Linked DNA regions of Homo sapiens: region 1 is linked to region 2. A link is an interaction called in ENCODE POLR2A ChIA-PET data of the cell type or tissue named here. Cell type or tissue: OCI-LY7. All regions are shown on one strand. Links, peaks and the distances in the headings refer to the core of each region. The heading gives the core; the rest is flanking DNA.

Region 1 (14,064 bases), core at 1-4,000, 86 kb before region 2:
CCTGCTATGCTTCCACAGTCCATTTTATTATGATCTTAACCATTGTTCATTCAATGAAAATAATTACATTGCTGTCATATAGGTATGTGCTGTGAAACTACAGGATTTTTTTTTAAAAAGAGGTTTCAAGAGAACTAAATTCCTTACAACTTGTGCTTTGAGCCCATTCACATCCAGTCTCACTCGGGAGCAGGAGTAGCAGCAGTTTTCCTCAACTGACATAAAAATTAAAGAGCATTTTTGACTCCACAACGTGGGTGAAAGGGTATCGTATATTCCCAAATGAAACTCAGCACAGCCCCAGCTGTGCCCCCTAGCCACAGCGGCTGCATGGGGAGATCTGGGAGGCAGGTGATCATCCTTATTTAGATGTGCCAGAGATCATGTGACCAGAAAATGGAGGCGAATCTGTATTTCCAGTTAACTGCTCAGAAGAGAGATGCTGAAGAGCTGTAGTCGTGCATCCTTCTCACCCTCCGTTAGAAAGCCTCCTCTCATCCTCAGAAGGTAGGTGGGTCCTGGTGTAGCTTTTAGGAGATCGGTACGGGAAGGACAGAATGAGATGGAGAGTGTTGTTCTCAAAGACTAATCTCTTGCTGCTGGGAAGTTGGCGGGGGAGACGGGAGGGGGATGAGAGGATGCCGAATTCTGCCCAGCCCCTTGCAACTGACAGCTGCCAGCTGCATTTTATTCCGTATCCACTCATCCTAGAAAAGCTTGTGGTCGTTATGCTGTCCCCGCCCCTTTCTTGGCTATCAGGTAATCAGGAAACAGACTTTGCACAGCTGTAATCATTTTGTTTTCCTTTATATTTATGATGAAAATGGAGAGAGAAAAATAAAAGGAAGTGACAGATTTGAAACTGTTTGGGACTATTGCCTAATGAGAAATATAATGTCTCTTTGGATTATTTGACAAGCAGGACAGCTCTGGTAGAGAGGCATTTTTTAAATGTTATTACTAATTGCTATTGAAGCTAGTGCATCTGTTTTTCTAAAGAATCTTGTAACCTTTAAGTCTTACCTGAGTTTTAAGCTGCAGAAATAGGTCATCCTCAAACATGGGCTTATGTTGTTCCCTTTGTCTTTTCAAAATCAAGAAAGAATACTCTACTGAAAGGATATCAGTATTTCACTGAGAAACTAAGTTATGTGAGAAAGTAAAAAAATTACTACCTGGTCAGTTTCAACCAGGAATACACAGGTTATTAAATTTCTGTGTGGTAACTAGAAAACAACGGTAGACTCTTACCTAGTAGAAGTGATTTAAAGTGTGACTCTGCCAGAGATCAGGGTACTGGCCATGTGGATGAAAGGGAAAGGGGGCATAATCTCCATCCACTGCCCCCTCTTTGATGTGAACTGTTGACATGGTTTGATCTTATGTAAGCTGCTATGTGAGTGCAGCTTCCAGGACCACTTACAGCCAGATGGCTGCCCTGCGCCCCTCCTGTAGAGAAAATGGGAGCGGCTCCTGCATGAGTCTATTCCAAAATCTTCATCTGATGAAAGTTTTCTTAGAATCATAACAGATAATATGCACGGAATGTAAAATCTGGAATAATTAGATTACGATGCCTGGCAATCAAAAAAATGACCCATGGAATTGCTCTTAATTGCTAAGAGAAACTTCCTATCTGGGAGGTAAAATAAAACAAAACGGCTTTTATGGAAATGTCTCTATGGGCAAATTAAACATTTTTAGGGTACTGAAAGCTCAGTACTCTAAAATGGTGTGGACCTTGTTCCCCAACTCAGAACAACAAGATGAGGTTATTGTCATTGGAAGTCAGCAGCACCTAAACATCCCTGTGAGATGTAGCTTTGTAATGCAAAGTTACCCTTTATGTCCTAAATAAGGTTTAATGCCTCATAGATACTTGAGGATAGTGAGCCAGATTCTCCTTCCTATTAACAAGAAGTCAAATTAACTTTTTTTCCCCAATGGTTAGTGCTCTCTTTGGTACATCCCAGTGAACTTCTATTTACATTCCACTTGGTTTCTCAATCTTGAGTGGCTTTGTACTCCTGGGAAGATTATCTCTCCAATAAGAGATCACAGTACTTTCTTGAGTTTTTAACTTCACCCTTTCTAGCTAGAGGACAAGGTGCAGGGTTTGCACATAGGTTCAGGTACCTGATATAGGTTACAGTGCAAAAGCTTAGGTTTATCTACAGCAAATAAAAGCTGGGTTTTTTTCCTACTTAACTAGCCTGGAATTGCTTGCCCTCTGTTTGCTATTGTCAAGATTTTGCAGGCAGAGGCTTTACATGAACCAAGTTCCTGCCAGAGTAGTATTTGTATCTGGGATGGTTTCTCAATTCCTTACCAATCCAAGTTAAGGGTAATTGGTAGTTGGGGGAAGGAAGAAGGGGCGAGAAAGGGCAGAAGGAAAAGTAGAGAAGGACAGATTCTGTCCCCTGGTATCTTGTCTGCCAGGTTGACAAAGAACATGGCTCCTTCTGGATTAATCCTGGCAGGAATCATGAGATGCTTGTGGATAGGTTTATCACTATGTTGCTCAGGCTAGTCTGAAACTTCTGGCCCCATAAGAGGGGCATTGGAGAAGAAGCTGGAGTAGATGCCCTTCATTTGAGCACTCTTTTCCTTAGAGGGCTGTTGCCAAGGTTGGCTCTATCTTGTTCTGATAGCTGCCTATTTGCCTGCTATTTTGATAGTTGTTTGATTCCTTGTATTGTTCTTGAATCCTGAAATTCAACTGCTAAAGTAATAGAAGCTGAACTAAATTTTAGAATTCATTTGGATTCACTTCTTGAGTTTACAGGCAGAAAATGAGTCCTAGTTAGAGTGAGTGATTGTCTTAAGATCACCCAATCAGTGGCTTGGCTGGGATCAGAACTCAGGGGTCTTAGCTCTGGACCTTGTGCTACTTCCTGTCATCCCAGGGCCTTTGAGAAAAAAATCTTGGTGCGGTATCTCATGGCTGCAATCCCAGCACTTTGGGAGGCTGAGGCAGGAGGATCACTTGAGACCAGAAGTTTGAGACCAGCCTGAGCTGGTCTCTATAGAGACCCTGTCTCTATAGAAAATTTTAAAATTAGCTGAATGTGGTGGCATGCACCTGTAGTTCCAGCTGCTTGGGAGGCTGAGGCAGGAGGATGCCTTGAGCCCAGGAGGTTGAGGCTGCAGTGAGCTATGATCATGCCACTGCACTCCAGCCTGGGTGACAGAGCAAGAATCTGTCTCAAAAAAAGAAAAGAAATCTAGTCCATGCGTTAACATTTTTCATGGCTTAAAAATAAATCTACCACTCTTCTATTTTTAGGATAAGGTGGCATTTCCTAATTCATTTACAACCCTTAAACTCATATGCATTTGGGGAAAATGAAACAACTCTACTGTCAGAACTTGAGTGTTTATTATTAACAGGATGCTATCCCTAAGAAATGCATATGATACAAAGGTAACTAAGGTGCAGTCTCTCCTCACTCTAGTGTGGGGAGGAGAGAGTAAAATAAATGGCTGTGAAGGACAGAGTGAAATCAATTCCATAAGAGATTACACAACGGTGGGGCTCTGGGTGCTTAAAGGTCAGAAAGTGTTGCTTCATTTCCTTTGTTGTAGAGTGGCTACCACAGGATTCATGGATGAGGTAGATTTCAATAGGTTGGGAGAAGGAACACTGCAGCTGGAGGGAATATAATAAACCCAGCTATGGAGTCAGGAGAGCTATCGGTTGGAGTTGGGAGACTTAAGAGAATCTCATTTTGCCTAAAAGGTAGAGCAGCTGGAGAAGCTAAGGATGGATTATTCTAAATGGTTAAGAGGCCCTGAGGCTGCAACAAGGAAGTCTGTATTCAGTGTTTTTTGTCAGCAATGGAAAGCTGATGTTTCTTGAGCTGGGTATTGTGATTGCAATAGACTGGCAATGATGCAAGAGAAATGGGAGGGCAGATGGGAAGTGGCAATCCACCTGAGACTGGAAGTCAAGGCTGGAACTGTTCCTGGGATGGAAAGAAGGGAGGTAGTTTTAGAACTGCAGACACGGAAGAAAGCTAGAGGGCATGAAAATTGAGGAAGATGAGAACCTACTGGGGAGGTGCCCACAGAAGAATTGGCAAGCCCTGTGAAAGGTCATCATTTCATTCTTCGTGTCTGAGAACCTGCAGCCTTGGTGAGTTACTTGATATAAGTTCATATAAGCAAGCAAAGAAAGCACAAAACTCTCTCCTCAATGGAACAAGACAGAGCCGACTTGGGCAGCAACACTTACTGCAAGTGAAAAACCACATCTGATTCATCAGCCTTAGGTCATGGTCCTGGTGTTGGACAATGGTCTCTATGACTACACTTTCTTTGTTGCCAAGAGGGCAGGTCTGCAGACCTCTGTATCTACTGAGGTGTACCTATTGGGATGGGGTGTGAAGAGGATGGTGACGTTTTCCTCTGGTCAGGCTCTTACTTCCTGGGCAGTTGCTATAGAAAGAGAACACCCAGCTTCAGGGCAGGGGTGAGGCCAAATGTTGTCTGTGACAAGCTCCAAGGAGATTCTGACTCATAGGTTGCAAGAACAGAATGAGTCTTGATTGTGGGCTCAGGAACTGAGGAGAAAGTGGGAAGAAAAAGAACAGGAGAGTTCAGATATAATCTATCCTCATTGCCTCCCTGGCTTACTAACGGGCCAGATACCACCTTTTATTGGAGGCTTCTAGATTGCTCTACTCTACCCCCGCATCTGGAGGAACTGCTGCTATCTCTGAAATTCGTGTAGGACTCTCATGTCTTTTAGCCCCTCCTGTGCTGTTTTGTGTGAACCTGTATGTGTCTTTTCCTCTTTATCCTCCTAGATTTTAAATTCTCTGAGAGCAGAATGTGTCTCTGATCCATTCTTTTTGTAATACAGCCTCCCCCGAGGCTAACACTTTCCATATGGCTCTAGGACTCAAATGTTTGTTGAACTCCTACCGGAATGAATGGCCTGAGAAACAAACAGTGAGTATCAGAAAGAAGCTACAACTGTCAAAGCTTGTGGCAGTCTGCTTTGGAAACCCTAGGCAGATTACTAGAACAATCTTGATATGGTTTTACCTGGAGAGAGAGAGCATTCAATATCCCTTCCAATCCAAAAATTGAAAACCAAACACATGCTTTCAATATTGCCCTGAAAAGCAGGATTTAGTGCTGCTCAAACCCAAGATGAAAGTCCCATTCATAAAGCCACCATTGCCCACCAGTGTTACCCCTTAACAATTATATTTTTCTACATCCAGTTCCCAGAAATATCCAGGAAAGGTTGATGAAATTGGATGTTCTAAAAATAGTTCTTCCTAAAATAAAATAGGAGTGAAACCAACATAGTGTGATCCCAAGAGAGCAGCTGAGCATGAGGTAGGTAAGGAGGACACAGGTAAAATGGAGATGAAAGGAGAGCTAGAGACTGTTTATCTATAGAAAGGTCAGTAGAGATCATTGAAAGAAAGCAAATGTGGGATGGAGTTGAGCCTCATTCCCGGGCTGGCCATGGGGAAGTTTTCCTTGTACATTAGACTAAGTTCAGATGTAATCAAGGCTCATGGCTGGGCTGGGTGCGGTGGCTCATGCCTGTAGTCCTGACACTTTGGGAGGCCAAGGTGGGAGGATCACTCGAGGCCAGGAGTTTGACCCCAGGCTGGGCAACACAGTGAGACCCCATCTCTATGAAAAAATTTTCAAAAAATGCCTTAGCCAGCTGTGGTAGCTCACACCTGTGGTCCCACTTACTCAGGAGGCGAAGATGGGAGGATCTCCTGAGGCCAAGAGTTTGAGACCAGCCTAGGCAACATAGTGAGACACCATCTCTACCAAAAAACTTTTTTTAAAAACTTAGCTGGGCATGGTGGCACATACCTGTGGTCCCATCTACTCTGGAGACAAAGTGAGAGGATCTCTTGAGACCAGAAGTTCCAGACCAGCCTGGACAACACAGTCAGACCCTGACTCTACCAAAAATTTTTTTAAAACAGCCAGGCATGGTGGTGGATGCCTGTGGTCCCAACTACTTGGAGACTGTGGTGAGAGGATCACTTGAGCCTGGGAAGTCACGGCTGCAGTGAGCCGTGTTCATGCCACTGCACTCCTGCCTGGGTGACAGAGTGAGACCCTGTCACAAAAAAATAAAAACAAAAATAAAAACAAAAGAGCTCCTGTCTTTGCAATAAAGACAGAGATTGGATTTCCTATGATGAGTGTCTCACCAAGTTTTTTTATGTGCTTGCCATTAGCTGGATGAGTATATAGCTGGTATTGAGCTGTTATGTTTATTTTCCAGTACTTTCATCTATCAGCAGGGACCTGGTAACCCAAAAATGTGAGTGATGTATAAGACAGAGTCATGGAATCTCATGTAATGCTATAACTCTGTGAACAACAATTATTTAAAAGCATAAGCACATTTTCTTCCCTGAATATCTGTTTACATTTATACAGTGAAGACATAGAAATGAAAAAGAGATGGTTAAATGAATCAGTTCTCCCCAAGAGGTTGGCAGAGCCGTATGATTACTGAATGTATCCCTCAGGAGGGTATGAAATTAATCAAGTCTTATAATTAGCTTCATAGAATGTGATTATACTGTGCAGCAGGATACATGTAAGTAAGCGGGATGACCTCTTTCTCCCAGTGTCAAGGGGCCTAACTTAGGTTTCTCTCTCTCCCTGGAGATCTGTCAGGCAGCCATAGAAGGGCTTTCTAGCAGAGAAGATGAATGAAAGGACTGATATACTCCTTCCAGAGTCAAGAGTCTCCTCCTTGACACTGGATATACCGGTGAAGATCTGATACTTTATTGGTTTGCTAGGGCTGCTATAACAAAGTACCAAAGATGAGGTGGCTTAAACGGTAGACATTTATTTTCTCACAGTTGTGGAAATCTGAGATCAAGGTATTGCTAGAATTGGTTTCTTCTGAGGCCTCTCTCTCCTTAGCTTGCATATGGCTGTCTTCTCCCCATGTCTTCTGGTCTTCCGGTCTTCCCTCTGTGTGTGTTTGTGTCCAAATTTCCTCTTGCTATAAGGATGCCATTCATATTGAACTATGGCCCACCCGAATGACCTCATTTTCACTTAATTACTTCTGCAAAAACCCCATTTCCAAACACACACCTTGAGGTACTAAGGGTTAAGACTTCAACATAAGAATCTTGGAGGATGCAATTCCTCCCATAATAGATACCTTAGGAATGTGACAGCATATGTGCCAGGAATTCCTGATGGTCCTGTGATTGGTGACAGGCCCCCAACCCCATAAACCGTTTATTGTACTTCAGTGATGAGTCTCTGCATCCCTTCAGGGGGATCCATAACCTCCTTGGAGACCCAGAGTAAATATAGAAGGCTAAGTGTAACCCAGCATCTTCTAATAATATAATAGTAATATTAGATGTAATCATATAATAGAACTTTTGCCAAGCACTTTACTCATTATCTCTTTGAAATCTGTCCTCTCATTCCCATTTTGCAGATAAGGAAGCTGAGTCTTAAGAGAAGTCAGTAATTTTAGCACATTTACATGGTTAATAAGAGGCAGAAGTGGCCGGGCGCGGTGGCTCACGCCTGTAATCCCAGCACTTTGGGAGGCCGAGCAGGGTGGATCACTTGAGGTCAGGAGTTCAAGACCAGCCTGACCAACATGGTGAAACCCCGTCTCTACTAAAAATAGAAAAATTAGCCAGGCATGGTGGTGCACTCCTGTAATCCCAGCTACTCGGGAGGCTGATGCAGAAGAATTGCTTGAACTCGGGAGGTGGAGGTTTCAGTGAGCTGAGATTGTGCTACTGCACTCCAGCCTGGGCAACAGAGCGAGACTCCATCTCAAAAATAAATAAATAAGAGGCAGAAGTGGAGTGAGTCCCATTGACCCCCACCAGGGTAGATTGCCTCCCTGTTTGTGAGCATTGTTTTTCTTAAACTGGTGTGAAAGGCTAAGGAGAAATTTCTTGTGGGACAATGAGTATGAAGGGACCTGAAGAAGTCCATCAGCTTTACGCTGGATATCTAAGGAAGTCCAGAATCCTCAAAGAATATTGAAACCCTAAGTTAACCTGGAATTTTGCCACTGCGAAGAGGTAGCTAACTTAGATCTGTTAGACCCCAACCATTGGGAAAGTGGAGGAAATGAGACTGAGACAGGAAGGGAGCACAGGGACTCTGGAGCTGCCCTGGGGTTGAGTCTGCAGCTGACTCCTCCTCCTCTCCCTGCTCCCTTTGACTTGTCTCTGAGAAACCGTGCTGGGAGACAAACTAGCAGGCCAGGCAAACTCAAGCAGCTTTTTCAAAAAGTAGCCTCAGACTCGTAGATGTAGAGTAGAATGGTGGTTGCCAGAGACTGGAAAGCGGATGAAGGAAAGGGGAGTGATTGATCAAAGGGTACAAAATTTCAGTTAGATCTGAAGAATAAACTTTAGTGATCTGTTGTAGAGTGGTGACTATAATAAATAATCATGCATTGTATATTTCAAAATTACTAAAAATGTAGATTTTAAATGTTTTCACCACAAAAAACATAAGTATGTGAGGTGATGGATTTGTCAATTTTCTTAATCTAATCATTCTACAGTGTAAATATATGTCAAAACATCACATTGTATCCCATCAATATATATTCGTGTGTGTGTATATATGTGTATATATATATAATATGTACATATAATGTATACTATATATATTTTATGTATACACAAAAATATTCATGGGGTATGCAAATACATATGTGTATATATGTATATATACATACACAAATATAATTTATGGGGGCATAAATATATATATATAGATAAATACATGCACATATATGTTAGCATCAGGTTTCAGGGCCTGTCCCCTCCCATGATATTCTATGATATTCTTTCATTTGCATTCAGAATTAGAGGAGTGATAAACGAAATGCATTCATCCAACAAATATATGAAGGTGTGCCTAATTTCAGGGTTCATGACCCTGGCACTTCCTTTATATGGGAGTTAACCCTGTCTCTATAATCAAGAATATACCACATGTAAGCTTCCTGAGAACATACATATTTTTCCCAATCTGTTTTATCAGTGAGGTCATTTTGGGTGATGGGTGACAAAAACTCAACTTACCCTGCTTAGGTTAAAAAGAATATTAATTGGCTCATATTATGAAAACCTAAGAACTAATCTGGCTCTAGGAAGAAGTGAATAAGAAAGCTCCAACCACGCAGTCAATGTTTACCCATTTTTTTTCCTTCACTCATTGTCTCTGTTTCTTAATACAGTGGGTTCCTCTCTCCATAGGCCCTCAGGTTTACATTACAGTCAACTGCAATCCCCAGAGAAAGGCTTTCTTTTTCCCAGAGGTTTCAACAAAATCTGGGTTGAGTCTCCTTGGAAGAACTGGTGTCACGTGCTTATTCGTGGAACCAATCACTCTGGCAGGGGCGGGGACTCTGTTGATTGGTCAGTCCTGGGTCAGTTGCCTGTCTCTGACGGGAAAGGAAATTACCTTCATCCCTCAAACCCTGGGACTTAGTGTGATGCAGAAATTATTCCCCAAAGGGGAATAGAGGTGCTGTTATCAAAAGAAGAAAGAGTCTGGGGAGGACACTGGGCTAACTATTACATCTGAATACACTAAAAAATTTAATGGTCAGGAGAAGATGAAGAGAGGTCAATTAAAAGTACAGTTTGGTGGAAGAACTAAGCCCTAGTTTTTGCCAGATCATTAGAGTGACTATAGTTTAGAGTAATCTATTATATATTTTTAAAATAGTTAAAAGAAAAATTTGAATATTTTTTAGCATAAAGAATAGACAAATATTTCAAGTGATAGCCATCCCAAGTGATGCTGATTTGATCTTTACAAATTATATTAATGTATTAAATTATCACATGTACTCCCCAAAATATGTACATCTATTGTGTATCAATAAATAAAATAAAAAATTAATAGTGGGGCTGGGCACAGTGGCTCACGCCCATAATCCCAGCACTTTGGGAGGCTAAAGCAGGCAGATCACCTGAGGTCAGGAGTTCAAGACCAGCCTGACCACCATGGACATGGAGAAACTCCATCTTTACTAAAAATACAAAAAATTAGTCGGGCGGGGTGGCGCATACCTGTAATCCCAGCTACTTGGGAGGCTGAGGTAGGAGAATAGCTTGAACCCAGGAGGCGAAGGTTGTTGTGGGCCGAGATCACGCCACTGCACTCTAGCCTGGGCAACAAGAGTGAAACTCCAACTCAAAAAAAAAAAAAAAAGTTAATAGTGATCATCCATAGTGGCAAAATTTAGGAATATTTTTCCTTTATATTTTCTATCATATATAATTCTATTTTTATATATAAAATATATGGTAAGTTTTCTATAAGTAAACTATGTTTTTATAATGAATAAGACTTTTTAAAAGTTTTTTTATTAATATCTCTGAGAAAATAAAGCCTCTTTTAAAGTCTAAATCACTCCGTCTACTGAGGGGCTTCTGGCTAAGATCAAGAGCCAAATCTCTTCTCTCTCCTAACATTTTTATCGCCTTCACTGTCTCCTGCTAATTCTGGTCTCCAGGGAGGTCTCATTTTGTCACCTCCTCTGCCTTTGCCACTTCCCATGACTCTCAGAGTTCCTCCTAATGTATTTAAAATACATCTTTAAAATATCAGCTTATCTTAAAAATAAACTATTTGGACTTTACTTAAAATTTCAAGGTGACATTGTGTCTTTAAAAAGATACACCCTGACTAGATTAGATTTAATTGCCAGTTTTTTTAATAACCTCTAGCTGATAAGAATTCCCTGAAAGGAGTTTTTAACATAAATCTGGGATCCTTTTACAAGTGTTTTATGTGACATTCTGAGATGATTTATTTCCACAGGCTGATAGGATATAGCTCCTTGTGGGAGCGGTTGAAGAGCACCTTTCTGGTGGTTCAGGGGTAAAAATGATGCCTAAATTGAAGCAGTGGTGGAAGCATCAGCTGTCCCAGGACATCAAGCTGTAGTGCACCTGGGTGGGCACCCACACAGTCGAGATCTTCACAGACAGATCCCACAGCTCTTAAGTGTCCCTGTCAGGCTGTCCACCTTCAGATTTATGATCCAAAGGTGGTTTTGTGAGCTTAGAAAAACCTATCTTGTACCCTTTCCCAGGGCACCTGCTTTTTTTTTTTTTTTTTAATCGTGGTAAGAAACACATAACATAAAATTTACCGTCTTAACCATTGTTAAGTGTACAGTTCAGTTATGGTAGGTACATTCACATTGCCGTGCCTAGATCTCCAGAACGTTTTCATTTCTTAAAACTAAAACTCAATACCCATTAAACAACATTTCCCCATCTCCCCGGCCCCTGGCAACCACCATTCTACTTTCTGTTTCTATGAATGTCACTGCTTTAGATACTTCAGATAGTGGAATCATACAGTAATGGTTTTTTGTTTTGTTTTTTCATGTGTGACTCGCTTATGTGACTGGCTGATTTCATTTAGCATGCTGTCCTCAAAGTTCATTCATACTATAGCCTGTGACTGGATTTTCTTCCTTTTTAAGGCTGAATAATATTTCGTGTATGCATATACCACATTTTCTTTATCCATTGATATGGTTTGGCTCTGTGTCCCTACCTGAATCTCATCTTGAATTATAATCTCCATGTGTTGGGGGAGGTGCCTTGTGGGAGGTGATTGGACCCTGAGGGCAGACTTCCCGCTGCTGTTCTCATGATAATGAGTGAGTTCTCACGAGATCCGGTTGTTTGAAAGTGTGCCACTTCCCCCTTTGCTCTCTCTCTTCTATTGCCATGTAAGATGTGCCTTGCTTTCCCTTTGCTTTCAGTCGTGATTGTAAGTTTCCTGAGGCCTCCCCAGCCATGCAGAACTCTGAGTCAATTAAACCTCTCTTTTTAATAAATTACCCAGTCTCAGGTAGTTCTTTGTAGCAGTATGAAAATGGACTAATACTTCCATTCTTCCATTAATGGGCGCTTGAGTTGCTTCCACCTATTGGTTATTATGCCTATAACTGCTATGAATGTGGTTGTGCAAATATCTCTTTGAGATCCTACTTTAAATTCTTTTGGACTTATAACAAGAAGTGGGATTGATAAATCATATGGTAATTCTATTTTTAATCGATTTGAGGATCCACCATCCTGTTTTTAAAAGAGGCTGCATCATTTTATATTCCCACCAACAGTGCACAAGTGTTCCAATTTCTCTGTATCCTCACCAACACTTGTTATTTTCTGGTTTTTGGTTTTTTGTTTGTTTGTTTTTTGTTTGTTTTTTTAACAGTAGCCATCCTAATGAGTATGAAGTGATATATCATTGTAGTTTTGATTTGCATTTTTCTAATGATTAGTGATGTGGAGCATCTTTTCATATGCTCGTTGGCCATTTGCATATCATCTTTGGAGAAATGTCTTTGCCCATTTCTTTTGCCCATTTTTTAATCAGGTTATGTACATTTTTGTTGTTGGGTTTCAGGAGTTCTTTATGTATTCTAGATATTAACCCCTTATCAGATATATGACTTGCAAATGTTTTCTCTCATTCCATAGGTTGCCTTTCACTCTTGATTGCATCCTTTGATGCACAGAAGGTTTTAAGTTTCATGTTGTCCCATCTATTTTTTCTTTTGTTGCCTATGCTTTTGGTGTCATATCCAAGGAATATTGTCAAATCCAATGTCATGAAGTTTTTCTTCTATGTTTTATGCTAGAAGTTTCTATTTTGGGTCTTATGTTTTTATTGCTAATCCATTTTGAGCAATTTTGGTATATTGCATAAGGTGAGGGTCCAACTTCATTCTTTTACATGTGGATATCTTGTTTTCCCAGCATCATTTGTTGAATAATTTCCCCATTAAATGGTCTCAGCAACCTTATCAAAGATCATTTGACAATATAGGCATGGGTTTATTTCTGGACTCTCTATTCTGTTCCACTAGTCTATATATCTGTCTTTTTATTTATTTATTTTAGAGTCTCATCCAGGCTGGGGTGCAGTGACATGATACAATCATAGCTCACTGCAGCTTCAAACTCCTGGGCTCAAGCAATCCTTCTATCTCAGCCTTCCTATAGTACTTGGGATTACAGGAGTGAGCCACAGTGCTCAGCTATATCAGTGTTTATGCCAGTACTATACTGTTTTGATTACTGTAGCTTTGTAATTAGTTTTAAAATTAGGAGGTGTAAGACTTCCAGCTTTATTCTTTTTCAAGATTGTTTTGGCTATTTGAGGTCCCTTGAAATTTCAAATAAATTTTAGAATAGATTTTCCTATTTTTTCAAAAAATTCCATTGGAATCCAGGTCACTTGGTTTTGAAAACCACTATTGTATTTAATTTTTAACAAAATTACTGAAATGATGGTAACAGCAATATCTAATCCTTATATGTCATCAGTCATGATTGGCAAGGCAGTGTTCCCTATCCCTACCTAAATCAACGCATTTAATCCTTACAACAACTTTCTAAGTAAGTAGTGTTACTTTTCGCATTTTACAGATAAGGAAACTGAGGCATATAGAAATTCTGTAACTCGTATAAGGTTGCACATTTTAAAAGGTCAGAGCCAAGATTCAAGTGCAGGCAGCCTGCCTCCTGAATCTTGAGGCTTTCTGGAATAAAAATACCACAGAGCAGTTCAGGCTGCATTTACTAGATTCTTGTTAGATGCAGTCCTAGCTGTCCGTAGAGGCCCACATATCTCTTGGGGTTATGTCTCAGACCTGTGCTTCTCGAAGGAAGGGAGGAAGGACTTTATTTATTTATTTTTATTTATTTATTTATTTTTTGAGACGGAGTCTCACTTTGTCGCCCAGGCTGGAGTGCAGTGGCACCATCTCGGCTCACCGCAAGCTCCGCCTCCGAGGTTCACACCATTCTCCTGCCTCAGCCTCCAAGTAGCTGGGACTACAGGCGCCCGCCACCACGCCCGGCTAATTTTTTGTATTTTTAGTAGAGGCGAGGTTTCACCGTGTTAGCCAGGATGGTCTCTATCTCCTGACCTCGTCATCCGCCCATCTCGGCCTCCTAAAGTGCTGGGATTATAGGCGTGTGCCGCCGTGCCCGGCCAAGGAAGGTCTTTATAATGCCCAAGAATCTG
Region 2 (16,119 bases), core at 4,162-8,161:
CTTCATTTTTGCCTTTCCTATCTCAGAGTTCAATACACCGAGCTTTCAAACTGTTGTTTACTCTGTGGATAAGCGATTTCTTACTTTGGAAACATCTCCATGTTTCATGGTTACTTGATTTTTGTCTTTTCCTCTCTCTTCCCCTTGCCTTTTTATGGCATATATTTATTTTTAAATTAAAATGTTTAAATATCATTTTATTTTTAGTTGGGGTTTTTTCCCCATTTTCACAACCTTCAGGCAAAACCAGAGTTGAGAATTACCACTGTGCTATTTTTTTAACTTAATAAACACATGTGTACCTCTGAGAAAGTTGTTGGACTAGCCAAAGGAGAAATTGCTCTACAAGAAGTGAGACGTTGCATGTTCTCATGATCTAAAAATGAGTTCTGGTAGATATTGTCCTCTACCCAAGAAAGGGAAGAAACAGAAGAAAAGGCTGACAAGTAATTGCAGGCAAAGGAAGGACATTCAACTACAAGACGTACTGCTACATTCATTCTGCTCTCGTACCTAACTATGGTGGTGGAAACTGGAGGTGGGCTAGGTGTCCAGCACTAGGGAAAGGGCTGGGTAAATCGTGCTGAATACACCTTTTAGTATACCACAGCTGTGAGAAGCAACATACTATATGTTCATAAAGCAACACTTAAATCATAGGGTAGAGCGGAAAAAGAACAAACTCGATGTTTATAGCACAGTGCCACTTACATAACTGTTAAACATACACACACAAAACTACGTATTATCCAAAATCCATGTGTATTTAAGGACTTAACACACTCATTTGGGTAAGGGTAGGGCATGGAGATCAGTGATAAAGTTGGGAGCCTAATTAAAAATCAAAATCATAAGGGGCCTTTTATAAGCTGAAGTTAAAAATAAATAAAATGAAGACAACTTCAGTCGTGGAAGCCAAGACTTTCAGTCATAGATTACAGAAAAGCTGTGTTGGGGCACTGTGGATCCCTGAGGAGCCATTCCCTTCTACAGCTTCTCTTGTGTGTGCAGTGTCCCTGTGCTGGCTGTGTCCATGTGCTGCAGCGTGCCAGAAGCCCGCCCTGGGTTGCATCATCCTGTGCAGTCATGGAACTTTTAATTCAGAGCTGGTGCCTTTTGACACATCAATCCTCACACAGCTGTGGGCTTTACGGAGCAAGCAGATTGCCTCACGAGCCTGATTTTCCTAGATAGTTTCATTCACATCCATTCAAAATAACCCTCTTTAACTAGACAAAATTATTTCTTCTCAAGATATAACCATTCCAATGATACTTAGACATTAGACACCAATAACTGCTACCCATGATCTCTCTAGCCTTACCTCTAGTGAGAGACCTATAGCCCTTAACACTGGATCACGCTTTCCTTGTGAAACTTCCTCCTTAGACCAGTGAGCTGAATTACCCTGCTTTCCCACAGTATTCAATATCTATTGCTGTATTAACAAATTACAGTTGACTCTCATTTTTCACAGTAGTTATGTCCTATAAAGTCAACAAGAACACTGAGTTAGTGAACACTGATCCATTGCTCCTCGGGCAACCGGTCAATACATAAGTTTGTTCTATGTGTTTTTCAGTTTAAAGATATTGTATTTAATGTATATTGTTCACTTGATAACACTGAATTCACAGCCAACAGCCTGAACATAACTCACGCCTGAATGAAGCTTCTGCAACAGGTATTTTCTCCATAAGGCACATCACAGCCTCCTTGCATTAGGAATACCAAATAGCCCCCACTAGCTTGGGGGCCATTTTAAACAGTAAAATCAACAAAAAGCGCAACAATGCAAAAAACAAAAACACAAATACAGGAAACTACATGGACTGTGAAGAGGATACTTGTTGCTGAGAGCTGAAACAAGAAGACAGAGCCTTACCTTGTGCGACTTCAGCAGGGAGCATGTATCTCAGGCAATTCAAATTTTTCACTGCTCTGCAGATGCCGTAAATGACTGTGAAAGTGCTGGAGTACTGATTTTAGGGATACAAATAAATTTTAGCGAGTAAGCAAATTTGCAAGTGCAAAATCTGTGAATAATGAAGATCTACTGTATTCCAAAACTTACGGGCTTAAAACCACACATTTATGATCTCAGTTTCTGTGGGTCAGAAATCCAGACACACCTTAGCTGGGCCCTCCGCTTCAGGGCCTCTCACAGGTGCAATCAAGGAGTTGGTCCAGGGTTTCTAACAAGACACAATCAAAGTTCATCTGGGACAGAATCTGCTTCCAAGCTCACCCTCATGATCATCAGCAGGATTCAGTTTCTCTGTGATTGCTGGACCAAGCACCTCATTCCTTGCCGGCTGTTAGCTAAAGGCTGCTCTCAGTTCTTTGCCTCATGGGTCCCTCCAGCACAGCAGCTTTTTTTTATTGAAACCAATGAGAAAGACTGCTAGGAACTTACAATATTTTGCAATCTATCACAGAATTGACATCCTCTCACTGTTGCTCTATTCTGTGGGTTAGAAGTAAGTCACAGGCACAGTGGCTCATTCTTCTAATCTCAGCAATTTGGGAGGCTGAGGCAAGTGGATAGCTTGAGCTCAGGAGCTTGAAACCAGCCTGGGAAACATGGCAAGACCCTGTCTCCACAAAAAATATAAAAATTAGCCAGGTGAGATGGCACTTGCCTGTGGTCCCAGCTACTCAGGAGGCTGAGGTAGGAGAATCTCTTGAGCCTGGGAGGTCAAGGCTGCAGTGAGCCATGATTGCCCCACTGCACTCCAGCCTGGGTGACAGAGCAAGACCCTATCTCCAAAAAGTAAAAATTCAAAAAAAAAAAAAAAAATTAAAAGAAGTCAGTCACTAGATCTAGCCACACTCAAAAGGAGAGTAGGACACAGGGTGTAACTATCAGGAGATAGGGATGATTGAAGGCTGCCTGGAAACTGTGCCCACCATACCCCTGGTGCCTTCTGCAAGTTCCTCTTTGAGCTCCTCTGTTTTCTCAAGGTGTTTCTCAATGTTCAGACGGAGGCTTTTCTGCTATTTCTCCATGACTTCAACTAGCACAACTCAGATTATTCAAAGCCTGGTTTCAATCTCAGACTACAAACTCCCACCATCATTTCTCTGTGCCCCCTCCAATCCCTGAGGAGGGGGTTAGTAAATTCTCACTTCCCCGAGCTGATGAGACAATTTCTGTACTACCTCATTGTCTTTGAAATCACACAAACTGGGATTCAGCCTACTGGAAAGGGTCACCTCCTTCCCATTAATCCCAGCAGAAGACCCAGGGCTGCATGTCACTGGACCGGCTTAGTTGCCTGTCTATGAGCCAACCACTGTAACTGAAGGGGTGGATTATGCAGGCTTAGTTGGGCCTGGGTCGTATGTTTACCCTTGGAGAGAGAGAAGGGAATCAGCCCCAACCAAGCCATAGTGACTGAGGTAGGGGAGTGGTGTTTCTGCAAAGGAAAATTAGTTTTCAAAAAGAAGTGGAATTAAATACCAGGCAAGATCAAGAGATTTCCAGTTAGGGCATCTGAGTTGGCCTTGAAGCCTAAGCAGGCTCTCAGCGGGGCACACAGGTGAGGTGTAGAGGGCACGGTAGGGCCCGAGAAAAACCAGCTCCAGAACCAGCCAGCCCTCACTTTGCATGGTGGAGCCACTCTTGAGGAACAATGGAATGGCCAATGAGTTCTGAAGCAAAAATAGCCTCATCCCAATCCCCCACCTTCAATAGGTGGGGATATCTTATAAATGAAAAATATAACCCAGGAAAACACTTTCTCCAAACCGAGAATAGGGAAAAGGTTGATCCATTCACCTGAAGTTTGGAGAACATGATACCAGGAAAGGAGCATTGATCAAGCAGGAAAGAAAATGAACAATAAATTCAGCCCTCGATAATATTTACTTTCCTTATAGTCCAGGTACAGCTTTCATCCTCCCTTACCTTTTCTGTTCTCTTCAGTGAAAAATGATCTAAGAAATCAAGAGTAACTGTCATAGCAGTATTTGCTGAAGAAATATCTTTTGACAACTAGAATGACTTTGAAATTGAATATCACTTAGGATATAAGTAAAGGAAGTACGTAAAGAAACTCTTGCTACGTTTCTAATTTTAATTTTTCCTCAAAATATGTATTCAAAAATTGTAGGCCAGGCACGGTGGTTCACACCTGTAATTCCAACATTTTGGGTGGCTGATGCAGGAGGAACACTTGAGCTCAGGAGTTCAAGACCAGCCTGGGCAAGATGGTGAGACCTTGTCTCTACAAAAAAATTTAAAAATTAGCTAGGCATGGTGGCACGCACCTGTAGTCCCAGCTACTTGAGAGGCTGAGGCAGGAGGATGGCTTGAGCCCAGGAGGTCGGGGTTGTAGTGAGCCATGATTGCACCACTGCACTCCAGCCTAGGCAACAAAAGAGCAAAACTCTGTCTCAGAAAAAATAACAACAACAGCAAAATTTTAAATGTAACAAGGGTTTGTTGTAAAAATTTCAGACAAAGATGTATGTAAAGGAAAGTCTCCTTGTATCATTCATTTATTGTTGTGTTACAAATAACCCCAAAACTGAGTGGCTTAAAACAGTACCATTCATTTATTTTGCTCACTAATCTACAATTTGGGCAGGAATCAGAAGGAACAGCTCATCTCAATTCCAGATAGCATCTGCCAGGGCAGCTTGGCTGGGGGCTGGAGGAACCACTTTCAAGAAGTCTGGCTAACCTGGATGGCAAGTTGTTTAAAATGTTAGCTAAATTTAAAGCTATGATATCCCTGAAGATACTGAGAGGAAGATAGCTTCCTCTCAATTGTTGAAATACAATTTTCAAAAAGTTAAAAACTTAGCCAGGCATGGTGGAGCCCCCTGTAATTCTAGCTACTTGGGAGGCTGAGGCAGGAGGATCGCTTGAGGCGCAGGAGGTCAGGGTTGCAGTGAGCTGTGATCATGCCACTTCACCGTAGCCTGAGCAACAAAGTGAGACCTTGTCTCAGAAAAAAGAAAGTTAAAAACATGACTTTCACACAAAGTGAACAGATGTTAAAGATTTGTTTAACTCATTAATTAATTATGTTAAATAAGATGTTAAGACTGGTCAAAAGAACAGAAAACAGGAGACGTAACATCAGGAATGTTCAAATGAATTACCTAATAGATGAAAATTTGAGTACTATCCAATCGAGCAATAAAATGTCATCTTTGGAGTTATCATTTCTACCAGTGGAAATCAACTATACCTCTACTCAACAATACTCAATCCTGGAGAGATTACCTCCATTCTTCAGTCTCTGTCCATGTACAGATGAAGTTGTCCCCATAGAAAGTCCTATTGTCCCAGATGGGTATGTAAGTCAGGCCTGGTCCAAAAAAGCATCCCATTCTCCCAGTGACAGACTCAGAGATGGATATGTGACCTGAAAGACACAATACGATTTGGCAGGGACTTTTGTGAGAGCCACCACATCTTTAGGGGCACTTGAATCTGGAAAGTTTTAGGTCTGAACTTGCTGGGATGCATCCTGCTACCACAAGAAGCCTGAAAATGAGGAAGCATACAATAGAGATGAACGGGGGGGAAACAGCATCCTGAAGGCTTTAACTGAGCCCCTGAATCAACGGTGCAGCCTGATTGCAGTCTTAACTCCAGACTTGTCTATTATATTAGTCAATATATTTCCTTCCTTCTCGTTTGCTAGTTTAAGCCAGGTAAGGTGATTCCAAATGACCCCTCACAATACAGGGGGTTCTCCAGCCCTGGTTTCTTCTTCTGTGTTAGCTCATTAAACATATATTCACTTCTCTGGGTTGCAGTTCCTCTTTCTGTAAAAAGAATAAGCGATACCTACTACAAAGAGTGATAAAGATGAAGTAAGTGATAAATATAAGTATAATATACCTTCATAATACCATGATAAAAGAGATGTCTATGTGATGCTTAATTTTTCTAAATTAGATTATATCTGGTTCTAACCTCCTGCTATGGTCTGCATGTTGGTGTTCCCCTAGAATTCATGTGTTAGAACCTAAGACCCAGTGTGATGGTATTAAGAGTGAGTCTTTTAGGGATGATTAAATCATTAGGACTCCATCCTCATGGCTGTGGTTAAACTCTTATAAAAATGCTAAAGGGGGCCGGGTGCGATGGCTTATGCCTGTAATCCCAGCACAGCGCTTTGGGAGACCAAGGCAGGAGGAATACTTGAGCCCAGGAGTCCAAGACCAGCCTGGGCAACACAGAGGGACCCTGTCTCTTTTTAATTTTTTTTTTTAAGTGCTGGAGGGGCCAAACACGGTGGCTCATGCCTGTAATCCCAGCATTTTGGGAGGTCAAAGCAGGAAAAGTGCTTGAGGCCAGGGGTTTGAGACCAGCCTGGACAAAATAGGGAGATGTTGTCTCTATAAAAAATTTTATAAATTTTATAAACTAGCCAGATGTAGTGGCTCATGCCTGCAGTCCCAGCAACTCAGGAGGCTAAGATGGGAGGATTGCTTGAGCCTGGGAGGTTGAGGCTGCAGTGAGTTGTGATCGTGCCACTGCAGTCCAGCCTGGGCAACAGAGTGAGACCCTCTCTAAAAACAATAAATAAATAAATAAAGTGCTGGAGAAAGCTAGCTGGGCTATTTTGCTCTTCTGCCTTGTGCCATGTGAGGACACAACAAGAAGGCCCTCACCAGTCACTGAATGTCAGTACCTTAATCTTGGACTTTCCAGCCTCTCAAACTATGAGAAATAAATTTCTATTCTTTGTAAATTATCCACTGTAGTAATTTTTTTCTAGCAGCACAAAAAGACTAAGATATCCCCATTTACTAGGATGAGAAGACTCCCAATATCAGTCACTATGTGGGCTCTTTTACTCTTTAGTGGTGAAATCTGTCACAAATTGCCTAGAAAATGTTGTTTGATCTTTGGCACATGTTTGCTATGGGGATGTTCATTGTCCAAGACCCTGTGGTCCATTCAAAGGCAGGTGGCTCTGCAGGCTTTTTGACCTTTAGGGTATCTGGTAAGTTCTATGTAGTTACTGAGACCATGGTGTTTGATGTTCATTGCCCCCAGCAAACGTGTTTACGTCATCAAAAGTTCCTGCTGCCACATAGGATACTTCCTGATAGGAAATTGATGCTTGTGGACTTTCCTTCCACAGCTCCTCAAGTCCTTGCCTCATTGCTAACCTTGGGCAACTCCTTGTCTTTCAACTCAATCTCCAGACCCCATACCTTCCAAGAAACACCCTGCCGAATTCACCTTCCTCACAGGGGCCTAGATAGAGCTTTATAACAGATGTCTTGCAACTTTGTTTGGGGCTGGGAACCACACATTAAAAAAAAAAATTAATAACCCAGAATAGCAACCTTCAAGAGGACCCTCAGTGAGCTCCACCTCCTGGTATTCATGCCTTTGTGTAATCCCCTTCTTTGAGTGTGGGTTGGACCTAGTGACTCACTTCTAACCAACAGAACACAGCAAAAGTGATGAAATGTCACTCTCAAAATTAGCTTATAAAACTACAGTGACTTCAATCTTGTTTCCCCTCTCTCTTTTCCTCCCTCACTGCTCTGAGGGAAGCCAGCTGCCATAATTGTGAGCTGCCCAACAAAGAATCCCATGTGGCAAGGAACTGATATTTAGGACAACAGCCAGAGAGTACCTGAGGCTTGCCAAAAGCCATGTGAGTGAGTTTGGAAGCAGATGGATCCTCCTCAAGATATTCCTTGTGATGACTGGAACCATAGCCAAACTTGAGTCCAGGCTTACAAGAGACCCTGAGCCAACTAAGCAGCTGATGCCTGACTCACAGAAACTGTGAGATAATAAGTATTTCTTGTTTTAAGCCACTAAGATTTGGAATAATTTGTTATGCAGCAACAGATAACTAATACATGGCCTCTAAGATTGGCAGCCCAGAATTTCCTGGAAACGAGGATAAAATTACCTTTTCCTCCTTTTGAAATCTTTTTTGGCAGGGAGTAGAAAACAGCACTAAATAGCTTGGTAAATTATCCTGTGACAAATGAACATTACCTGAAGCCATGTAAGTGGATAGAACAGAAATCCCTGCAGAGGGAAATTACCACCTCCTGTCACAGTTCAAACTCTGCCATGGTGAAGCATGGCCATGCCCCTGAGCACCTGATAATCAGCACCATCCCAATCCCTCCTACAGAATAAAGGAGCAGAGCCCAGTGCTCAGAGGAGAGATGGGGATGCAGCTGCCACAAGTCCTTAAACTGCCCCTTGGCCTCCCAAAAGAAACTCAAACCTGTAAGTGTGGCCCCAAGAAAATAACAAGCTAATTTCAGCTTAGGCTTCCAGGGATACTGGAATTTCTAGATGAAAGTGTTCAAAAGGCTAGAACTCTCTCCTGGTCAGGCGCAGTGGCTCAAGCCTGTAATCCTGGCACTTTGGGAGGCTAAGGCAGATGGATCACTTGAGCTCAGGCCTGGGCAACATGGTGAAACCTCATCTGTACATAAAATACAAAAGTTAGCCAGTTGTGATGGTGTGTGCCTGTAGTCCCAGCTACTCAGGAGTTTGAGGTGGAAGGAACACCTGAACCCTGGAGGCAGAGGTTGCAGTGAGCCAAGATCATGCCACTGCACTCCAGCCTGGGCAACAGAGTGAGACCCTGTCTCAATAATAATAATAATTATATAATGGAAAAAAAAAGGCTAGAGCTCCTGCTGTCATGGGACCCTGCCCTAAACCTGGAGATTCTGATGCAGTTCTCAGAATTAAGCCTGTCATGAAGGCTCCCCCAGGAATATGGGCCCCTTATACAGCATCTGATGCCAGAAAATAATCTGTGGTTGGTGAAGCTGGGCTCTGGAGAGACACTGGGCCAATTGCCATCCCCAAATTGTCAGCTCATTCATGCACAGTGTTTCCCTGACATTAAGTATAGGGTGTCAGGCTTCGTGCTGTACAATCCCAGAGAATGCTGTTGCTGTTGTGTTCAATGTCAATGACACCTGCTGAGACACAACTTTGTACAAGATGAATGGCAGAGTCTGGGGTCATACCACACTGTCACCCTGAGTGTGGGACCCACACATTTGAGAATGTTTTCTGGACAAAAATATACTCATTTTCCCACCATTATTCAGCCAATGAGTTTTTCAACTTTTATGAGTCCTCCTGTTTGGCCATATGGACAAGCTTCGGGGAAAGGTAGGGAAGCACAGTGCTAAAGCACCTCTCTGGGACACTTCCCCATCTCTATTTGGGACAGGCCTTGTATTTGCTCCAGTGAGTACGGGAATCTGGTCCCATTATGACCATGGAGATAAGCAAAGGCATGGTACCCAGCAATAACTTCCTAAAGGGCTCCAGGCCAGTCTCTGAGGTGTTCGCCTCACCTTCATGAAAAAGATCAACAGCTTAGGTGTCACATCAGCCAAGGTCTCCAGTTCTGGCTTTTTGCCTCCTGTGTGAGTGACTGAATATCTCTTTCTTACATTTTTTTTTTGAGATGGGGTCTTGCTATGTTGCCCAGGCTGATCTCGAACTCCTGGCCTCAAGCGATCCTCCTGCCTCAGCCTCCCACAGTGCTGGGATTACAAATGTGAGCCACAACACCCAGGCGAGACTGAATATCTCTAAACTTCAATTTGGAAAAGTTAAATTAAATGATGGGGGAGACTTCTGGTTTCCAGTCAGGTGCGTAGGAAGCTTGGAAGTTGTCTCTTCTGTCCACCCAGCAAGCTGAAAACTAACAATTCTTCTTATATCCATCAGAGAACTGAGGCCATAGAGCAAACAGCTGTCCCCCAAACTGAAGAGACTGACATGCAGATAGAGAGAATCACAACTTACCAGAGCAGAAGCCCAGGAGCAGTAACTTCCAAAGGAACGAGCATCCTATCTGGAAAACCTGAACTGCCACTAACGAATGGCTGGAGGCTCAGCGTGGACAAGGCTGAGAGAATTAAAAATTCAGGGAGAGGGCTGTTGTAGGGCAAACCCCACACTTTCTTGAGTTTTAACTCCAGGAGTGCCGCTACATTGTAAGATCAGAGAAAAATTCCCAAGTGATTCCCCCATGGGGTGGGGGAAAGTAGCCATTTAAAAAGTTGCCCAGAACATTCTGTTTTTTAATAACAATGCCTGTCCTCAAGAGAAACTGGAGCCTAGGTTGACCTGGGTGAAGGAAAATACCCAACTGCAGTGGGCTCCAGCCTTCCCATCTCACCTGAGAGGGAAAAACAAAACAAAACTGAGAGGCACTGGTGAAGGTGCCAGCCGAGGGGCACAGGCTCACTACAAGTCTGAGACCTATTTACAGGACTGTAGAACACTTCCTTTCCCCACACATTTTCTACCACATTAATAGGGCTGGTGTTTAATAACAGGGGAAAACAATGGGAAGAACTATTTAATAAGTCTCTAGAGAATATTTAAGGCCAGGTGCGGTGGCTCATGCCTGTAATGCCAGCACTTTGGGAGACTGAGGTGGGCAGATTGTCTGAGGTCAGGGGTTCAAGACCAGCTTGGCCAACATGGCAAAACCCCATCTCTACTTAAAATACAAAAAAAAAAAAAATTATCTGGGCATGATGGTGCACACCTGTAGTCCCAGCTACTCTGGAGGCTGAGGCAGGAGAATCGCTTGAACTTGGGAGTTGGAGGTTGCAGTGAGCCGAGATCGCACCACTGCAGTTCAGCCTGGGAGACAGAGCAAAATTCTGTCTCAAGGAAAAAAAAAAAAAAAGTGACAATTTAAGAGCCCTTTAGAGAAACTCAAAGACAACAGGGAGACAAAAACAAGCACATCAGATGAAAGTTTAACTTTCAACACCTACTGCTACAGCAAACACAGCCAAAGTCCTTGCCAGAAAAACATAAAACCTCATACCAAAGGCCTGTTTATAGCAGTTTCTTTTACCAAGGATATCATGTCCAGCTTTCAACAAAAAAATCACAAGGCATATGAAAAGACAAATAAAGTGACAGATCTGTGGTATTATTGAATAGACTATTAAAAGCATAAATTAATCTTCCCAGACACTAGCCTTTGTTTGCTCTCTAAGCCTGCCCCACTCGATAGGAGCTAAAGGCTGCTTTTCTAGGACCATCAACCAGGAGCTAGGGCACGTGGACAGCTTGAGGAGAGCCAGGAGGAGCTACACTGCCCTAACTCCTCCACTACTCTGAGTGAAAAACAGTGTTAATAAATCAAGTGGCTCCAGTGGCTTCTTCATTACACCTTCATTACATACAGGTGTTTTCTTAAGAATACCAGAGATGGATAGATAGGTAAATAGATAGATATAGAGATCAGAAATATAGAGCTATAGGTATATAAGAATGCATATACATTTAACTAAGGCTATGATTGGTATAAAGATTTTCTGATATATAGAAACTATTCATAAGTCTGAGAATTTTAGGTTAAATTCCTGTATCATTTTTACTTAAAAGAGAGGAAAAACATTATCTCTCTGGTCACATCACAGTGATAACTACTCAAAAATAATTGTTTAGGCCAGGCGCGGTGACTCACGCCTGTAATCCCAGCACTTTGGGAGGCTGAGGTAGGCGGATCACCTGAGGTCGGGAGTTCGAGACCAGCCTGACAAACATGGAGAAACCCCATCTCTACTAAGAATACAAAATTAGCCATGCTTGGTGGTGCACGCCTGTAATCCCAGCTGAGGCAGGAGAATCACTTGAACCCGGGAGGTGGAGGTTGCAGTGAGCCGAGATCGTGCCATTGCACTCCAGCCTGGGCAACAAGAGTGAAACTCCATCTCAAATAATAATGATGATGATTATAATAATAATAATAGTTTAACTTGTGTGACTTTTGCTTGGCACTTTGGTGATAAACAGTTTTTATTCATTCCACTAATATTATTGAGTCTGCTTAATGTGTTTATAATCCTAAACTAAGTTTTCATTATTGTTCTAAGCAAAATACCATGGTGCAGACAGAATACATTGTTTTTGGCCCCTGGAAACTTAGTATTTAGAAGGAGAGAAAATATATAAGTACAACATCCCTCAATGGCAGGACAGTGTATGGTTAAGGGCTAGACCAAGTTGTTTAGTCCCAGCTCTGCCACTAACAAGACATGTGATCTTGAGCAAGCTCCTTCCTTATTCCCCATGGGGCCTCGTTTCCTTATGTTTATATAAAATGAGAGCTAAGCTATTATCTCAAAGGGCCCGGCTAGTCCTAAAAGAAGAAATGTCTATTAACAGAGACAACAGATCTATCAGAGCAGTCATAAGAAGTCAAGAAAATGTCTAGACTGTCTACCGATCGCTATTCTACCACTACCTTGCCCATCGTGGTTTGTTAGGTTGGGATTAACCCACTTTCAGCAAGAAGATGTCCTAAATGGATCAACAGAATCACTTTCTTCTCATCAGAGTGATTAGTTTAGGTAATCTCAAATTTAGACTAATCAACCTCTAACATGACTTTAGCCACTAGGATTGATTCGGGGGTCAGCCAATCAGACCAAAGATGTGGCTTATGCTGGGGATTCTGACATGCAGACGTTCTCCCTCACTCTCAATAACGTGAAAGACTGAACATGCTGCAGTCATTTATAAGTAAATTCTGGTAAGACACTGATGGGGAAACAGAGCAGAGCTAGGATCGGACGGACCCCCTGGAAGTCCCACAAAATTCATATAGCTAATTCTTGAAGGGTTTGTTTGATTTGGATAGACTAGAGGAGAAGGAAGAATACTAACAGTAGATAATAACAGGAATCTGGAGGGAATGTGCAGTATCTTAACAATGGCACTTTGAAATTCTTCTTCTTCTTCTTACTATTATTATTATTATTATTATTATTATTATTTTGAGACCAAGTCCCACTCTGTCGCCCAGGCTGGAATATCTCAGCTCACTGCAACCTCTATCTCCTGGGTTCAAGCCTTTCTCCTGCCTCAGCCTCCTGAGCAGCTGGGATTACAGGCATCCACCACCACGCCCGGTTAATCCTTGTCCTTTTAGTAGAGATGGGGTCTCACCATGTTGGCCAGGCTGGTCTCGAGCTCCTGACTTCAGGTGATCCACTCACCTCGGCCTCCCAAAGTGCTGGGATTACAGGCATGAGCCACTGCACCCGGTCTGAATCTTTCCTTTGCTTGGCTAAAGCAGATAATTTGTATTCATCCAATATAAAACATTGGCATAATAATAATACTGATTCTGTGGTGGAGTTGGCTATGCAGGGATGGGTTTGGGATAGAGATATGACATATTCCATTTCTCAAAGAGCTTATATCTTGGCAGAGGGACCAAAAGGTAAACGACCAACAGTAGGGGAGAGATGTAGCCCTCGTTCACCTCAGATCTGCAGACGGGAAGAAAAATTTAAAGAATAGAGTGTCTTTTGAATGTCTGCCTGGGAGGAATTATCATCCACATTGGATAGATAAAGAGATTAAAGTATGTGAGCAAAAATGTCACATACCAAGCTAGACAATTATTATTACTGATAAGCCAGAAAGATAATGCTTTGCCTTTCTTGTACATATTCCTTTACTGAATGGACTATAAAAAGCACCAATTAATCTTCTCAGACTCTAGTCTTTGTTTGCTCTCTAAGCCTGCCCCACTCGATAGGAACTAGAGGCTGCTTTTCTAGGACCATCAACCAGGAACTAGGGTGGGTGGACAGCTTGAGGGGGGCCAGGAGGAGCTACACTGCCCTAACTCCTCCACTCCTCTGAGCGAAAAACAGTGTTCATACGTCATATTATATAAGATTTCAAAAACAACTAGCAGGCAGTACAATCTGCAGTTGAATCCAGGTCCATCTGGCTTTAAAACCTGGCTCAAGACTCCCACTTTTTAAAATGTGGTCTGTGCAACCTATAGAATGGGAGAAAAAATTTGCAAACTACTCGTCTGACAGGGGATTAATAGCCAGAATATATAAGGAACTTAAAAATCTCAACACAAAAGAAAAACAACCAAGTAATCCAATTAAAAAATGGATGAATGATCTGAACAGACACTTCTCAAAAGAAGATATACAAATGGTCAACAAATATATTTTTTAATGCTCAACATCATTAATCATCAGGGAAATGCAAATCAAAACCATAATAAGGTATGATCTCTCTCTAGTTAGGACGGCTATTACCAAAAAGACAAAAAATAATAATATGTACAATTATTATTTGACAATTTAAAAAATATAATAACAGCTGAGCGTGGTGGTTCACACCTGTAATCCCAGCACTTTGGGAGGCCAAGGCAGGCAGATCATGAGGTCAGGAGTTCGAGACTAGCCTGGCCAGCATGGTGAAACCCCGTCTCTACTACAAATACAAAAAATTAGCTGGGCGTGGTAGCACACGCCTGTAGTCCCAGCTACGCTGGAGGCTGAGGCAGGATAATGGCTTGAACCCAGCAGGCGGAAGTTGCAGTGAGCTAAGATTGCGCCACTGCACTCCAGTCTGGGCAAGGAAGCTAGACTCCATCTCAAACAACAATAACAACAACAACAACAATAAAAAATAATTTTTTTAAAAAAAGTGTGGTCTGTGAATTGGCAGCATCAGCATCAACTGGGAGCATGGCTGGCGACATAATCTGTGTGGCCTGATGCAAAATAAAAATATGGGCACCTGTTCAAAAAGCAGGGGAAAGTGCCACTACATTTGCAAACATGTTAAGCTTCTCTCTTTCTTCCACAGTCTCTCAACTTGTCATGGTGTTTTATATTTGCCATTTAATGTCATTCTTTTTTTTTTTTAAGACTGGGTTTCGCTCGTGTTGCCCAGGCTGGAGTGCAGTGGTGCAATCTTGGCTCACTGCAGCCTCTGCTTCTTGGGTTCAAACAATTTTCCCACCTCAGCCTCCCGAATAGCTGGGATTACAGGGGTGTGCCACCATGCCCCGCAAAAGTTTGCATGTTTAGTAGAGACGGGGTTTCGCCACGTTGGTCAGGCTGGTCGCGAACTTCTGACCTCCGGTGACTCACCCACCTCAGCCTCCCAAAGCGTTAGGATTACAGGCGTGAGCTACCGTGCCCGGCCCATTTAATGTCATTCTAACTAAAAAAACATTTTTAATGACTAACATGGATTTACCGTTCATCGTTTTTATCAAGCAATGCCAGTTTTAAATGCAAATATCTAAGCATTTAATTCCTAAGGTGGAATCATTGAAATAACATAACTTGTATTTTGTAACTTGTACACACAGGTGTATTTTGTTCTTACCAGAACAGTGGAAACACTAAATAAAGGCACTCAACTGTTTTTGTTTTACTTCTTAACAAGCACACATTCTACTCACAGTACCTTCCACTTCCTGAAGGATAGGGAAGGACTGAAAGGAAAAAGAACTTTCCCTTCTCTTCTATGTCATCATTTTAGCATCCGTGGTTGGCTAATATAGGGAAGTAACCCAGGAGGGATATGACAGGGTTTCTTGGTCATTCATATTTCTTAGAACATCACTGCCTTCCTTCTGTGTTCATAGCAAGTTCTGGTACCAATGGCAAGCATGGCCTCTCCAGGCTGTCAGTGACTCAAACCTTACCAAGTCACAGCCTTAACACACCGCTTAGGACTTGCTGAACTCCCACCAAAATTTTGTACTCATGGGACATCTCAAGTACTATATGCAAATGGAACGCAAAAGACTGTGGCCACGCATATTCCTACTGCACTGCGTGGATCTCTTCTAGTCTCCGGCTGGCTGGATTGCCCCATCAGACTTACAAAATACAAGTTCAAATTTAAAAATCATTTAAAATTTTAAGGCGAAAATAGTGTGTTAAAACCAAGTTCAGAGCCTGCATAGGTTGCAGCTTAGGAGCTGGCTTTGCTTAGGAGCTTGATAAAAATGCAGGTTCTCAGTGCCGCCCACCCTCAGCCCCACCCCCACCCCCACCCCCAGACCTGTTGAATCAGAATTTGCATCTTAAGATTCCCAGGTCGGTTGTTTTTGGGGCTGTTGAAGTTCAGGAAGCTCTGGTCTGGTCTAGACCACTGAAGATTCTATCTCCCAGGCTAGACGCTGACTTTAACCCCTGGGAGGCAAGGGACAACTTTCTCTGATCTGCCCCACACTCTCTCTTCCCTCCTCTGGGTCCTACCTGCAGCTCCCCAGGATGTTATCAACTGGGTTGCAGGCTGGCTTTTCTAACAACAGATTTATGAGGCTCTGTTCAAATCTC

Evidence for each region. Peaks named below come from ENCODE experiments on the same cell type or tissue, not always from the same donor. Only the 100,000 strongest peaks of a DNase experiment are listed, where the experiment ranks them.
Region 1: POLR2A ChIA-PET joins it to region 2 with 5 read pairs; 2 of 35 experiments call an interaction of 5 or more read pairs at or near these places.

Annotation. Positions count from the first base shown.
Region 1 is chr9:76,678,517-76,692,580 of GRCh38, reverse strand. The region is part of intron 9 of PRUNE2 (prune homolog 2 with BCH domain); the gene reads left to right. Among named protein-coding and RNA genes, the nearest start is that of PCA3, 79 kb to the left of the region's middle. RefSeq lists an enhancer at 3,568-4,069. In OCI-LY7, for the core only: no CTCF peak of the experiment used is centred there; no DNase peak of the experiment used is centred there.
Region 2 is chr9:76,595,109-76,611,227 of GRCh38, reverse strand. LOC105376095 (a long non-coding RNA gene) reads right to left here. Exons shown (of 12, transcript XR_007061586.1): 2 at 5,237-5,378; 3 at 4,273-4,370; 4 at 2,075-2,195; 5 at 1,886-1,979. Among named protein-coding and RNA genes, the nearest start is that of GCNT1, 140 kb to the right of the region's middle. In OCI-LY7, for the core only: no CTCF peak of the experiment used is centred there; a DNase peak (open chromatin) is centred at 5,747; H3K27ac peaks cover 900 bases.